Regions from separate parts of the Homo sapiens genome. Here regions 2 and 3 are each linked to region 1. A link is an interaction called in ENCODE POLR2A ChIA-PET data of the cell type or tissue named here. Cell type or tissue: K562. All regions are shown on one strand.

Region 1 (5,000 bases):
CTGGGAGCCCCACACCACCGGGCCAGTGCAGGCACTGTGGTGATCCCATAAAAGGCCAGTCCATTTGCAGGGTCATCAGACAGTCACCTTTGGCCTCAAGAGGCCTCAGAACTGCAAACTCCTGCGTCGGTCTATACTACTCGGCCATGGCCCACATCAGCAGTCAACCCTGCACTCTTTCCCAGCGATCTTGGATGTGTCCCCAGGATCCGTCACAGTGTTCCAGGCAACCTGGACTTGTCAAAGTCAGCACCTGAAGGAGAGGCCACCTGCCATTCCCCCTGGGAGTTTTCTGTTGTCAGCAGGACTTATGGTTCTGGGTCTCAGAGCTTCAGGCCTCACTGTCCTTCTGCCACGGATGCTCAAGGTTCCTGGGCAGACCAGCACCTCTGGAGGACAATGGACAAAATGTCTCTTAGACCTGTTCTGGCTGAAGGGCTATCTCTGGCACCTCTGAGATCCCTAGGTCCTGCCCTCCTGGTCCGTGGGCCAGGATGTGCAGAACAACCACTCAGGCCTTTCTGGCCCACCTGGACAGTGCATTTACCTGTGTGCTGCGGGAGGCAGACTGCACAGCTGTCCTAGGGTAACTCACTCTGCAGCCCTTGAACATGGCACTGCCCTCCTCTGGCACTCATGCTGGGCCTGTGCCCACTGCTGCCTCTCCATCCCTCTCTCATTGGCCTATACATCTCTTAGGACCTTTGTAATGGTGTCCATGCACCTTTAGAGGACTTCAGAGGCCCTGCCAAGTCTAGCATGTTCCTGTCTCCAACACCGCCTCCTGCACATGCAGAGCAGACAGAAATACCCCACACATTCCCCAGCCTCTCTGCCCAGTATGCTCATCCACAGGGTTTTCTCACTGCTATGAACCAGCCCCACAGCCCCAGGCCCCTGTCACCTGGCTATGCCCACTCATCCCACCCGTCTCGTGCTGTTGCTTCCCGTAGATGGCGAGCACCTTGCAGGCAGCCTTCTGATCAGTACTGCTCTCCTAGGGCCTGGCACACTGCAGCTGCCCTGTAAATGTTCAGCTCAGCGATTGCCAAATACCAGTTAGGGAAGAACACTGGCATCTTTTTCTATTCATTCCCCCTTCAACATATTTTTTGTAGTTTTTTATATAAATGACTTTTTTTTTTTTTTGAGATGGAGTTTCACCCTTGTTGCCCAGGCTGGAGTGCAATGGCGTAATCTCGGCTCAGTGCAACCTCTGCCTCCCAGGTTGAAGCGATTCTCCTGCCTCAGCCTCCCAAGTAGCTGGGATTACAGGCATGCACCACCATGCCTGGCTAATTTTGTATTTTTAGTAGAGATGGGGTTTCTCCATGTTGGTCAGGCTGCTCTCGGACTCCTGATCTCAGGTGACCTGCCCACCTCGGCCTCCCGAAGTGCTGGGATTACAAGGGTGAGCCACCATGCCCGGCCATAAATGATTTTATTCATTTTTATGTTTTCTTTTGGGCGGCGGGATGGAGTCTCTGTCACCCAGGCTGGCGTGCAATGGCACGATCTTGGCTCACTGCAAGCTTCCCCTTCCGGGTTCATGCCATTCTCCTGCCTCAGCCTCCCGAGTAGCTGGGACTACAGGCACGTGTGACCATGCCGGGCTAATTTTTTATATTTTTAGTAGAGAGAGGTTTCACCGTGTTAGCCAGGATGGTCTCGATGATCTGACCTCGTGATCTGCCCGCCTCGGCCTCCCAAAGTGCTGGGATTACAGGCCTGAGCCACCGCGTCCGGCCTCCATAAATGACTTTTAAAGGGGTTGTATGTTTAGTGTGAACAAAGACAGTACAAAGCATATAAAATACAAGGTGAAAGCCCCCCCCCCGCCACATTAGCTGCGCCCCTGAAGTGTCTCCAGCAGAAGAGATGGATGAATGGAAGGACACACAGATGGACAGAGAGCAGGAAAGACTGTTAGCTCTGCTAACAGTCAGGACTATTCCTTCTGGACTCTGTGCCTTTGCCTGCACAGCTAGTGTTGATGGCTTGTTTGTTGTTTTCACCAGAGTGAGCTCCTTCTGGACATACTGCCTGGCAGCCTGCCTTCCTAGGGAGCTGGCGCCAAGGCCTCTCCCTGATGGCACACAAGGAGCCTCCTTCCTGTAGCAGCGCCCAGTTTTCATGTGGATGGATTGTAGTTCATTTGACCCTCCCCATCCGCGGGCCATCCGGCTTGTGTCCAGCTTTTAGCTCTTGCCAATGGTGCTGCAGTGGCCATTCTTGTAGTTATAGCTTTGCGTACTCAGGAAGGCCCTTCTCCCGACTGCGGCCCCCAGCCTGGTCCACTAAATGCAGCCTGTGGTCGGGCAGACAGCATTGGGGTCCATTAGGAAGACCAGGTTTGCTGGGCATAAGCTTCACAGGACGGGAGAACCTGCCCATGGTGGACTGTCGTTCTCCACAGCTCCCTTCCCTTGCCCCTTCGGGCCTCCAGGATATGTTTGCGGGGGTGGGTGTGGTGTCCAGCTGTTACCAGCTTCTGAGCTAGAGCTGTACTGCCTCACGTACACCCCCACCTCTGTAAATGGTCCTTGATTAAATCGTCCTCATATTACCTCCTGCAATGTGCCAGCTGATTCCCACACACCCTGACTGACATAGTTGTGGCCTCTCGAACTTTGATATTTGGCCTGGGAGGACAGAAGAGTAAGGTCGCCACGGAAACGCAAGGGGCTCAGTTGTCCCCCCACCCCAAGTTGATGCAGCATCTTCTCGGTCAGAATTGCTTCAGGGTGGTTTGCGCACCCTCACTTTGATGATTTAATGAAGACATTTCCTTCTTTCCCAGCATCGGGCAGTAAGTTTCCTGGGCAGAGGCACTTTCTGTTGGTCTGGTCTTGTGGGCCCAGGCAAGCAGCCCCCTGCAGCCAAGGTGCGGCAATGACCACAGTGACCGCGTCCAAGTGCTGCCGAAACGCCTTTTTCCTCTTCCCTGTTTCCCTGGACCCTTTCCTGCTCTCTGTCCATCTGTGTGTCCTTCCGTTCACCTGTCTCTTCTGCTGGAGACACGTACCTGAAGCAGGTCCTCTCCTGTCACTTCCTGGCTCCCCAGGGCTAGGTCCCAGGGTGCTCTCGCTCTGGCTTTCGAGGCTCCTCACCACCCAGCCCACCCCACCCCCACAGGCCCCTGTGCTCCAGTTTCATCCCTGGTCACAATGCAGTCTGCAGATGCCAGACCCCTCTTCTGTGCCCAACGGCTGGGACACCCCTACTCCCAGAGAGGCCTCTGTGGACACCCCCACAGCTCTCGCAGCACTTGATACCTTGAGTGTGATTGGTCACATCTGGGCTTTCTCCCCCACCCATCTGTGGAACCCCAAGAGCCAGGACAGTGACCTCATCACCTCTACTGTCTCCCCTAGCACCTCTGGGAGGAAGGGCCCACAGTAGGTGCTCAATAGATGTGTAAAGAAGGCAGGGAAGCAAGAAGGTTGCTCAAACAAGACCATGTTCCCAGCAGACAGATTGCACTCTGACCCAGATGCCACCACACGAAACTTACACCTGCCTGGGGAACAATCCTGTGCTTGGCTCTCCTTGGTGGCCAGGGACAGTTGTGCCTCATCCCTCACTTGCAAACCCCAGTCCTGTCTGACCCAGAGACCCTCACAGGGCATCAGCCAGTGAAGGCGGTTTGGGGCTGGAGGATATGTTCTGATCTTGGGAAGAGCTTGGTAGGAGCCAGCCACAGAAAGTTTCAGGGCAGAACTGAACAGGTCTCGGGAAGGACACTTCATGCCAGCTAGAGAGGCTCTGGGCACAGGAAAGAATTGGACTTCGGGCAGAAAAATGTTTGTGCTATTTAGTACTATGTAACAAATCACTCCAAAACTTCATTGCTTAAAGCAACAAGCATGTATTATTTCTCATGATTCTATGATTTGACCAGCTATTCTTCCGCTCCCTGCTTGGTAGCTGGGCCACTAGGATGACTCTCCCAGAGTCCAAAATGGCCTCCCTCATATGAGTGGCAGGTGGTGTGGCTCTACCTGAATGCTTGGCAGGGCCTTGCCACATGGCAGCTTGGGCTTCCTCACAGTGTGGTGGCTGGTTTCTAAAAAGGACTGTTTCCAGGCTGGGCACAGTGGCTCATGCCTGTAATCCCAGCACTTTGGGAGGCCAAGGCGGGCGGATCACGAGGTCAGGAGATAGAGACCATCCTGGCTAACATGGTGAAACCCTGTCTCTACTAAAAATACAAAAAATTAGCCAGGCATGGTGGCACGCACCTGTAGTCCCAGCTACTTGGGAGGCTGAGGCAGGAGAATCACTTGAACCTGGGAGGTGGAAGTTGCAGTGAGCCGAGATCTTGCCACTGCATTCCAGCCTGGGTGACGGAGTGAGACTCTGTCTTTTAAAAAAAAAAAAAAAAAAAAAAAAAAAAAAGGAGTGTTTCCAGAGACAAGCCCCAATGTGTAAGTGCTTATCAAGCCTCTGTTTACATCACACTTGCTATATTTGGCCAAAATGGGGCATTTTGGCCAAATGTCCAAAGTCCAGAGTCAGTGTGGGAGGGGATTTCATAAGGGTGTGAAGAACTGGAGGTCTGATGCATTGGGGGCCAATATGGGGGGGTGGGGTGCAATATAGGGAACTAAGGGAGAGAGTAAGATGAAGGGCTGTGTCCCAATGTCTGCTCCTTTTTTGTCCTGAGGCAAAGCAAGGGCTTTCTCCCTAAGCAACAGCTCCTTACCCTGACCTTTGCCAATGAACTCAGCATAGAGGTGCTTCCTCAAGAAAGCCTGCTTTAGCCTCTCCAGCTGGGTCAGGTTGCCCTTGATCCCTATCCTGGTCTCTTTACAATTCCCTTACCGTCCTGGTGGCCTTGGTGGTCTGCCTTGTTCACTGCTGCATCCCCAGCACCAGCCTACTAAGTAAGCCTTGGAATGAGTGCACGGCTAGTCTCACAGTGCAGCCTCACACGATGTTGTTAACTGGTGCTCTACACCTTGGATCCCAAGAGGGCGAGGCCAGAGCCCAGGTCACCC
Region 2 (5,000 bases), 48 kb before region 1:
ATTCATGTCTACAACCCCGCCCCACAGCTCTGCTCTCGGCGTGAAAAAGCTGAATTCACGGTTCGGATGAACACTCCCAGCTTTTCTACAGTGGGCTGACTTGAGCTTCTCAGTCTGTAACAGAACTGAGGACTTGCTCTACAGATGAGGAAACTGAGGCCCAGGGTGGGACAGACCGGCCCCGGCCCCACCCTTCCCAGCAATGCGGCTGCATCCCCATGCCTCTGTGCCTCTGCCAGCCCCTCCTGCAATGCCTTCCCTTCCCCTCAGCCCCCAGAGGTCCAGTCAAAACGTCCTGCTCTTGTATTACCCCTCGCCCCCTGCATTCCTGTGGTGTGTCACCTGTCAGAGTTGTAGCTGGCCAGCACTATCTGCAGCAGTGCCAGCTGCTCACAGTCACTTGTGCCTGGGTGTGGGGACTAAGCTGTCCATGTGTATCCCACATCAGCCCTCAGCCCCCTCACGAGGGAAGTATGCTTACATATTCTGTGTGTGTGTGGTTATTTTTTTGGAGGGGGGACAGGTTCAGAACAGCTGGCAGAGCAGGAGGTTGGGCCTGCATTGGCCACTCCGCAGCTGCCACACCGGCTCCAGCATTCCCTCCTGCCTGTCCTCACCCACCTTGTTGAGAGCAAGGCTGTCTGCTTGCCTCCATCCCTCACACAAGAGCACCTGGAGAGCCTCTGCCCAGGGAGGTGAGGAAAGGGAGAGGGCAGTGGGGACTGCCATGAAGGCATCTCAGAAGCTGGCAGGGCTGGGGGTTCCAGGTCATCTGTGTCCCAGGGATGATGCTGGTTCCAGGAAGAGCTGAAACCTTAATGTCACGTGCATTTTATGTGAGGTTTGAGGCCCCTAGTTGGGCCAGCTGGCCTTGCTCTGTGCTGTGGCCACAGCAAACTGCATGGGGTCCTGTGGAGTAAGGGACCTAGTGGAGAGTGAGTGGACAGGGAGACCAGATGGGTCAGTACAGAGCCTTCCCCAGCCATGTGGCCATATCACACTGGCATCACCCACCTATTCCCCAATACAACACAGTCCGGGGGCCCCTCACCTGGCTGAGGTATGTGACAAGGCTCTGAGCTGATGGTGTACGTTCAGCCTGAGTAGGTGTTTGCATGTGGTTGCCCCCAAACCAGTGTGATTTGGGGCTGCATGGATCCAGAGTAGGGAGGTGACGGTCCCACCATCTCTGGGGTGTGTGCAAGGGTCAGGGTTTGGGAAGGGGTTGGACAAGACCAGTGTCCCTGAGGACTGCCTACCTGCTGGGAGCTGACATGGGAATCTGGGAGTGCGTCTGGCCTCCTGGAGGGGGTCTCGGGTTGCCCAGAGGGGAGCGAGGAGGAGGCCCAGAACATACCCCTTCCTAGAACAGGAAGGTGGGGTGACCCTGCAGGGTGGCCTCCCACACCTCAGTGATGCCTCGGTGACCCCTAAGGCAGAAGATGCGTGAAGCAGGCATGAGGCCCTGAGCACTGCTGGCCACCCCTGCAAATGGAGGGGCCCCACCTGAAGTTGGGGGCCGGGGCTCATGTTTGAGCCATTTTGACTGGGTCTTTTTCAGTTTATTTTCTAAACCTCAGTTTATTTGAAGCACAGTACATGATTGCTCACTTCAGGAAATTCTGTTCAAGTTTTCCTAGCAGAGTTACTCATTCCTTCATCTGTGCAAGGGGAGGGTGGTGGTCATAATCACCACCCTGATCCCCCTACCCCCTGGGCCCTGTGTGAAGATGACAAGGCAGTGCGGTTGGCTGAGGGCCTGGGCCAGGCCAAGCACACCAGGAAGGTGCCGCGCATGTGCCAGATGGGCCCTGAGGCCGCTGGGGTCCCACAGCAAACAACAAAACAGTCAAACAGGTGCCAGCCTCTGTCATGTGCTCACCACGTGCCCAGGACCACGTCTGTGTGTGCGTTTGCCTGGGTAAGCCTTGCTTCGTGAAGCTGCCATGACCTCCGTCTCCTCACTGAGGGGCACAGGGCAACAGGCTGCCAGGTGAGGGGCTGAGGGGCCTTCTGGGGGCCACTGGCCTACTCGAGGCACAGTGAGTTGTGGGAACGAGGAGTAACTTGGAGGTGGAGCTGCGGGTGCAGAGGGAAAAAGACACCTGGGTCATGAAGGGCTGGCCTGTCCGCCTGAGGGGCCCAGAAGTGCAGTGAGGGGATGACGTGGCTACGCGCCTGTGACAGGGCACCTGAGGACATTTGCAGTGCAGGAGGGAGAGCGCTTCAGAGCAGGCCAGTGTCCCTCCCACCCGGCCCAGTCCCTGGTCCCTGGGTAGTCACTGAGCTACCTCATGCAGGACCATGGTCTTAGCAGGACACCTGTGGTGGCCTGTGAGGCAGGGACAGGAAGGATGCCCCACTCTGGGCTCCTCAGGGAGCTGCAACTACAGTGCAGGATGGGCTGTGATACTCAGCACTGTGGATGTCTGTCAAGGCAGGGTGTAATGGACTGGAGGTCAGAACGTGTGAGGCCCTGGATGAGCCTCTCACCTCCCCACCCCCAGCCCAGGCGCTTGTCCCACACAGCTGCCTTGGATGTCATTAGCTGGAAAGCCGTGAGTGCCTGATGGGGAAGGAGTGGGGTGTGGGGAGGTGTTTAGGCTGTGACAAAGGGATGCTAACTCCAAAAACAGGCCCCCAGTCCAGAGGCCTCTTAAAATGCAAATATGCCGCACCTGGGAGGGGGACAGGCCCCTGGCTGAGATGAGGAAGCCTGGAGGATGCCTCTGTTCCCTCTCCCACCGCAGGCCCATGAGCTCTCAGACCAGCAGGAGGCTGATGCTGGAATATGCGCGCACCTGCTGGGGGATCTGTGCGCCTCAGCTCCAAAGTACAGGAGCTAGACTCCAGTGTCCATGTCAGGTCCCATCCAGCTGGGATGCAGGAAACCAAAGGCAGCCCTCCCATGACCCAGCACTGAGGGCCAGACCTGTTACCAGGAACGTTGGTAACTGGAAGAGCCTGGTACTTGGGGCTGTTCTGTGCCCCACAAACAGAGGGACCGGCTGTAAGGAGACTGGCCTGATGGGGAATGAGAGGGGCTGAGCCAGAGGTGCCGACACGGTATGTTTTAAGTAAGGTCCAGGTGGCTGCAGGCGGGATGGAAACACATCCACCATTCATCACATCGGCCATTGCATCTCCAGGCTAAGGGGCCACAGGAGCCTCCCAAAGAGCCAGGCTGACCTGGGCCCTGTGGCCAGCAAAGAAGTGTTGCTGGCTGAATCCCCATCTGCAGCATCGAGACCTCTCCCACTCCGTCCGGCTGAGCTGGCCCTGCATTTGGGTAGCCTTCCCTCAGCTGCCTCATGCTGGGACAGAGGGAAGCAGGTCTTCCGATGAGACCTCGCAGGTGAGAGGACGTCCCAGTGCCAAGGCGAATCACAGTGGGTGTGGCGTGGAGAGGGCCCACTGGGGTGCCAGTGGTAGCCACAGGGCAAGGCCCAGCAGCTTGGGGTTCTTCCCGTGTCAGCACCTTTGTGCCTTCTCACAACAGTCCCAGCATTGTACAGATGAGGAAACTGAGGCCCAGAGAAAGGAAATGACTTGTCCAAGGTGCAGCATGCACCGGCAGTGAGTAAACCCCAGACCCTGTGTTCATGGCCAGGGACATCTGCCCCTTTGTGTCACCAGGAGAACCTTGGTGGAGAATCAGGAGTGAGAGGCCTCACCACCCCCACAACTAACCAGGCGCAGGCTCCTCTCCACTCCCTACCTTGCCCCGGCCGCTGACCTGGGAATGTCCTTCCAGGTGCCGGACCTGGTCTGGCCAGCAGTCTGGCAGCCACGTTCAGGGGAAATACCCCAGACCCGCAGGCCAGCAAGCTGGAAGCCCCTTAGGGATGGGCTGTCAGCTCCCCTGCTGTAGTGAGAAAGCCACGGCCTGGGGCAGAGTCCCTTCCACAATGGCAAGTCTATTTGGACCTGTCTGAGCAGGAGCTCTCTTCTCACAAATGGCCAGGAAATGACTTCCACACCACCCCAGGGACTGCATCCAGCTGCCTGGTGGCTGAAGGCCTGGTTACAAATCACCTCACCATTCCCCGACGCCAAGCAGTGAGATTCCCACCATTGCACAAGCTTCTCACAGGAACTGTCTGCTCCGTGTTATTTATATAAATAAATGTGCAGACAAACCCCAGCCTCCTAGAAGGCGCCATCTTGCTGGTAAGCAGGCCCTGGAGAGAGCAGGATGGGCACTGGAGCCCTGGGCTGGCATCACAGCAGTGAATGGTGGTGTGTTTCTGCCTCCCTCTTCCCCGCCCCGCCCCACCCCCCGCGGCTGCCTTGGCAGCCATAGAGGTGAAGGCAAGGAGGGCTTCTTGCCAGAACAGGACACTGTGGCAGTTGGAAAATACCAGGCTCTCAACTGCACCCTGGGGAGTCAGCCCCTCTTGAGGCCTTGGGCCCCATATGTGAAGTGAGGAGCCCTCCCCCTTGCCATGGGGTCATGGTTGGCAGAGGCAGCTCCTCTGAATCCAGGGTCTGTCAGGCTGATGGAGGAAGTCACTGCAGGACAAGGGGGTGATGCACTACCATGGGGCAGGGCCACATGACTCCAAAGCTGCATCCAGCTCTACCCCAGTGGCCCACAGGTGGGCTGCAGCAGGACAATGTTTAACCCTGCCAGGCCAGGGAGGGCAAAACCCCATGCAGGCCAGGCCAGGCCAGGAAGGAGAACAGAGCCACATCCACCAAGGGCAGGAGGACCCAGGGGAGCCCACAAAGGCCAGATGGGTGCAGGAGGCACAGCCAGTCATGTTTTGCAGGGTGAGCAGAGCATGGACAGGTCAGAGGGCTATGAGGCCAGGCCCTGGAGGCCAGCAGAAGGCATGCTGGGGCTTCTTGCTTCCCATATGCATGCTTGAGTCACAGTTTCCAGAGCTACAGCTTCAAATAGACGGCTCTGTTTTCAGTGGTGGTGATTTGAGTGTCAGGATGCCGCTTTGCCCACCTGTCTGCACTCCAGGCTGCAAGAGTGCAGGCACCGCTGTGAC
Region 3 (5,000 bases), 1.1 Mb before region 1:
CCTTAGAAATTGTTTCCAAATCCTGAAAGAGTCATCATTCCATGTACTCAGGACAGATTTAGAGAGTGCTGACCCTGCCCTTTGAAAGATGTTATTTGCCTCTTAGTGCCCAAATAAGGAAGGATAATTAGGAATCAGAAGCCTACCTAGGGCTCCCCTCTCTCCTCTCAAAATTGCACTTGGTGTCATATTGCCCTAGAATTTATGCCTGGTGCTGGCAAATATTTTTAAATTTATTTTTTAATCTTTTCCTTTTCTGCAATCAAATTTCTTGAGGGGCTGAGAAGAAGAAATAGGCCCAGAGAGAAGCAAGGCAGTCTGGGTGCAGGCTCTAGACAGCCCAGGGAGAAGAAAGAGGGAGCAGCTCCCTGTGTCCTGGAGGGAGCCCTGTCCCCATTGGGCTTCCTGCTCTGATGTCCCCTAGTGGAGGCTCCTCAGGGAGTCCAGCCTCCCAGAACTGCCCTATAAACCTCACAGTGAGCTAAGCAAGTATATCCAGGAAGGAGGGTCTGTGGAGATGTGAGACTAAGGTGTGTTATGGCCTAAACACTGCCCATCTCCATCCTTCTTGGGGATGACAAAGTGAACAGTGGAGGAGACAGGATACATGGGTGCATCTGGACCTCAAGCAGTAGGCTGTTCTGTGGTCTGTCCCTAAATCTTGTGCTGGAGACCCCATACGAGAGCCACTCCCTGACCCTGGGCTGGAGCCCTCTACCCCCTGCTCACAAGACCAGCAGCTGTTTCCTTATAGGCCCCCAGGGAGCCACAGAACAGCATCAACCAAGACCATCCTCTTCATGTGTCAGCTTTTCAGGGAGGGATCGAAGTCATGGCCCAGGAAAGGGCTTGGACAGCCCAGGGGAGGAGGCTGGTTGGTATGAAGGATGCCCTCCTCACCCTGAGCTGCTGGAGGGAGTACAAGGGACTTGGAGAGCCCAGGCTCAGTTGATGATCCTCAGGATGTAGAGCTATGTATGGGTCTCCACTGTGGTCTCTCCCCCGCCTTCTCCTTCACTGCACAGGTGGCTAGGGCTCAGTGTCAGGGCTGGTGATCAAAAGACCAAGGTTTATGCATGTGTCTCTGTCCACTGACCCACCTCTCACCCTGTGTCTGTCTTAATGTCCAGCGTCCTGAGCCCAGCCTGTGCTGACCCAGCCACCTGCAGTGCATGCATCTGTGGGGCAGGTGGGTACCAGCTCCTGCACTAGAAGCAGCAGCAATGTTGGGCACGGGCATGTGCTCTGGTACAAACATGCCTCCGAGAGACCCAGAGCTCCACATATATAAAAGCAGTCATTGACCCTTAGGGGCATAGGCCCAATGCTGAGGCTCCAGGTTGGAGAACATGGCCTCTCTGAGCATCTCTGGACTCCAGGCAGAGGAAAAGGCTGATTTTTATTCTCAGCTTGGGACACAAGCACCAAGGCTCAGGCAGTACTTCAGGCCAGTGGGGAAGTGGGAGAAAAAGCTGCTGCCCATCCAGCAATGGAGCTTCTCTGTGCAGCCCCCACTTCTTGGGCAAGTCAGCTGATTAACGTTGCTTTTCATTTGTTTAGTAAAAATTTAGATTTTAAAACTCACTCCAGTGAACGCAGTGTGGAGAATGTGTTTCTGTCCTCTCAATTCTACCCTCACACCCAACCCTTGGCAGTAACAAATTGTCGTATTGTCTCATATTAAGAGAAATCCCTCAATACCAAGATCAGGCTGTCCTGGAAACCAAATCCATAATGGGTCAAAACAGGACCAGGGTCATTGTGTCTGACTCAGGATAGTCGACTCCCAAAGGTCTGTTTATCCACCTCATTCACTGAGAAGCTACTATGCACCAGCCTCAGATCCAGGGATTCAAGGTACATGATGAACAAGAGAGGAAGGGGCCCTGTCCTCATGGAGCTGACACTGAGTGGTGGAACAGATAAGGCAATCAAGTAAAAATGTCAATGCGACAATATGATGTCATCACACAGTGAGGAGAGCTCAGTTGGGGGTAGAGGAGCCATCAGAAGGTTGGGCAAGGAAGACACAGGATCTGACTCAAGTTTATGAAGAAAAGTCCAGATGCCTCAAAGAAGATGAACAAGGAGACAGCAAGCATGAAGGCCACGGGGCCAGTTGGGGTCATTGGAGAGAAAGGTCAGGTCTAGCCTGTGTTTGTAAGAGGAGGGACTGAAGCCTGGGTGAGGAGAGAGGGCTCAGGAATAGCCTTGGAAAGTGGAGGGAGTGGATGCGAAACCCCTGCTGAGGGGGCCTCCATGAGCAATGAGGCTGGGGGAGGCCCTGAGCTAATCACCATGATGGAAACTCAGACAACAGCCTCCCAGCCTCTTTCAAAGTTGTCACAGGACGCTTTTCTCTCCAAATGGCAAGGGGGGAATCCCACTATGAGTTTTATTTGAGATGTCTCTTCTCCATGTCCTGTCCTGTCCCTAGGCTAAATTCCCATGCGCAAACAAGATACTGCTCAGTCTCAGGTATCACATTCACACACAAATGCTCCAGAATGAGGGAATGCACTCTGACCAACCCACCAGGAATTTTTGCCTTTGAGAATACTAGATCAGATCACTCACACCATCTCCCCTGACACCATCATGTTGACCAGTGGGTTGTCTGATCGGTTTGGACAGCAGAATGCAGATGCCTGTAGTTGCAGCTGGGGTCAGTCACATGCTCATCTCATGGCTGGGAGACTTTGGGTCCAGACAACAGGAAAAAAAGGAGGTTTGCCTACGTGATCCCACAATGTGCATCACTCTGTCATCCACTCCCATCCTTAGTTCATGTTGGGTTTTGTCCTGTAGATGCTGGGACCTGGACAGGATCACAAGCCAGGCGATTTCTGGCTCACAAAGTTACAGCTCAAGCTCCCTGATGTTGCTGACATTCTTCCCACAGACCAATTTTAGACAGACACACTATTGCCATGCAGGCACTGACCTGAGATACAGGTAGTCTCAGGAGAGGGAGGAAGCAGATACACATCCCCATGATGGCCTCCTTGTCCCAGAGTGGGTAAGAAAGGCAAGGAGGCCAGGAAGCCACAGGAGTGGCCACTGCCCACCACCTGTGCACCTGTCCCTCCCTCAGGTGAGAAGCAGCCTGAGGGTCCAGCACCTGCACCTTTCCCAGTGCCCACACACTTCCAAGTGGGGCCTCCTTCTGCTCACCTCCCAAAGCTACTGCTTTCCGGGACATCTGTGTCATTGCTGAGAGTCTACTTTTCATGGGGCCCTTGTCCCAGTGGTCTGGGATCAGTGTCAGCCTGTTTAATTCAGCACTGTCTCTGTCCTTTCAGGACACCAATCTAGCTATTAAAGCTCTAATTGAATTCTCCTTTTTTTGCCCTGAAACTTTAGACTCTCCTTCTCAGTGTCTCTCTAGAATATTTTGTCTCTATCCAATAAGATCAAGTTATGTCTTCAGGCCTACAGCCACTTCTTTCCCCAAATTCTGCACCTTCTTTTAAGTTCTTATTCCCTCTTATGGCTTATTTTCCACTAACTAGCTAATGATGCCAAAACATTTATCTATTTTACCTCCTTCAGGAATAAAAAAGAAAAGCATTTATCAATAGCCCATTGTCACAAAGAAAGGAACAGAGGAGAGATATCTTCTAGAAAAATACAGGTGAACAAGGAAAAAGTTTTAATTCCTCATAGGAACTACTCCATGATCCAAGAAAATAAATTCCAGAGATTCAAGAGTTCACTCCTTAGAAACAACAGTGTAAATACAAGGTAGTAAATTTTCTTGGTTTTCTCAATGAATAACCTCAAAAGGGTTAGAGTATGATTATAATAAAAAGATTATACATTACTTTCAAAAATGTAAGATGAACATGTCAAAAATTTTAATCGACTCATATTTCTGAAAAGACCAGTAAAATGGTGAATAATTTTAAAGAACATTTTAAAACACACAGAGTTTCTATTCCACGAGGGCAGGACCTGTGAGGATAATTTCCTGTGTTAGAGAAACACTGTCCTAAACAACAATAGTAGAACTCTCTAAGCTCTGAATTTATCTTCTCCTGTAAGAAAAAATCTACAAAGTGACAGGATCCAATTTATATAAAATATCTAGCAAAGATTTTGGACATTCCCATCTCACACCTCCTCTCCAGGCTCTCCTCAAGTGAAATCTACTCTCCTTCTGCCCGTGTTCTCACCTTTCTGCACGCTTCCGCCTGCTGACACATGGCTTCTCCTGCTTTCCTTTCCAGTAGCCCTAACAGATCAGGCCCTGCCAGTAAGTAAGCTCCTGGCCTGAGGGAACCACATCGCATGTTACTGGATTTCTGAGGCACTTGCCCTGCCAGGGTCTCTCTTTCTGAATCACAATCCCTGTATTCCTGGGAATTCTCTTCTCCTGGATTCTGTTATTCAGCTCTGTGTTTCTCCCTCCATATCTACTTTGTGAATTTCTCTACATCTTCACCTGAATCCCAGGAAGCCTAAGGACATGCTGATGCTTCCTCAGTTCTCATGTCACACCCTGTTCCCTCCTCCTCTATGATCCCACCAGGTCATCCTGCATCAGAACCCTGAGTGCGGCAGAGGCTTCTCTGGCCTCCTTACCCCCAGTGGCAGAAGGGAGGAAGGGAGGTCCCCTGTGGCCTCCCATCCTTGTGCTCCCATTAGGGTCAGCATGAAGCAGGAATGAGGCTGTCTATATCATCATGGCATTCCCAACACTAAACTCTGTGCCCAGGAGAAGGTAGGCACTCAATAACTATTTGACAATTGAAGAACTGCCTCTCACCACACTGGCCACATTGTACTGGACTCAGGATGGGGCTGAACTGGAAGAGTCAGCTGTGAACCTGCTCTTGTCTCTGCCCTCAGCCTGAGAGCTGAAGGGGAACCTAACAGGGAGAGCACCCATGGGCAGGGAAGGTACATTAGTAGCCTCATCCTGTTTGTGAGGCTCTGCTCAGCCTTGGGAATCCCTGTTTATTCAAGGCAGAGAAGAAGGAAAACAATTAACCAGGCCT

The links. Peaks named below come from ENCODE experiments on the same cell type or tissue, not always from the same donor. Only the 100,000 strongest peaks of a DNase experiment are listed, where the experiment ranks them.
Region 2: POLR2A ChIA-PET joins it to region 1 with 5 read pairs; 1 of 35 experiments calls an interaction of 5 or more read pairs at or near these places.
Region 3: POLR2A ChIA-PET joins it to region 1 with 5 read pairs; 1 of 35 experiments calls an interaction of 5 or more read pairs at or near these places.

What each region holds. Positions count from the first base shown.
Region 1 is chr22:23,161,780-23,166,779 of GRCh38, forward strand. RAB36 (RAB36, member RAS oncogene family) reads left to right here. Exons shown (of 11, transcript NM_004914.5): 11 at 1-3,884. It also overlaps a transcript of RSPH14 not described here. Among named protein-coding and RNA genes, the nearest start is that of BCR, 16 kb to the right of the region's middle. RefSeq lists an enhancer at 4,875-5,000. In K562, no CTCF peak of the experiment used is centred here; DNase peaks (open chromatin) are centred at 31, 393 and 2,473; H3K27me3 peaks cover 3,880 bases.
Region 2 is chr22:23,114,208-23,119,207 of GRCh38, forward strand. The region is part of intron 4 of RSPH14 (radial spoke head 14 homolog); the gene reads right to left. All of the region lies in intron 2 of GNAZ (G protein subunit alpha z), which reads left to right. Among named protein-coding and RNA genes, the nearest start is that of RSPH14, 25 kb to the right of the region's middle. RefSeq lists an enhancer at 2,319-3,236. In K562, no CTCF peak of the experiment used is centred here; DNase peaks (open chromatin) are centred at 1,734, 2,153, 3,734, 3,827 and 4 weaker places; H3K27me3 peaks cover 4,809 bases.
Region 3 is chr22:22,031,772-22,036,771 of GRCh38, forward strand. It overlaps the pseudogene PRAMENP, IGL and the pseudogene IGLVI-68. Among named protein-coding and RNA genes, the nearest start is that of TOP3B, 51 kb to the left of the region's middle. In K562, no CTCF peak of the experiment used is centred here; DNase peaks (open chromatin) are centred at 430, 1,939 and 4,584; H3K27me3 peaks cover 3,898 bases.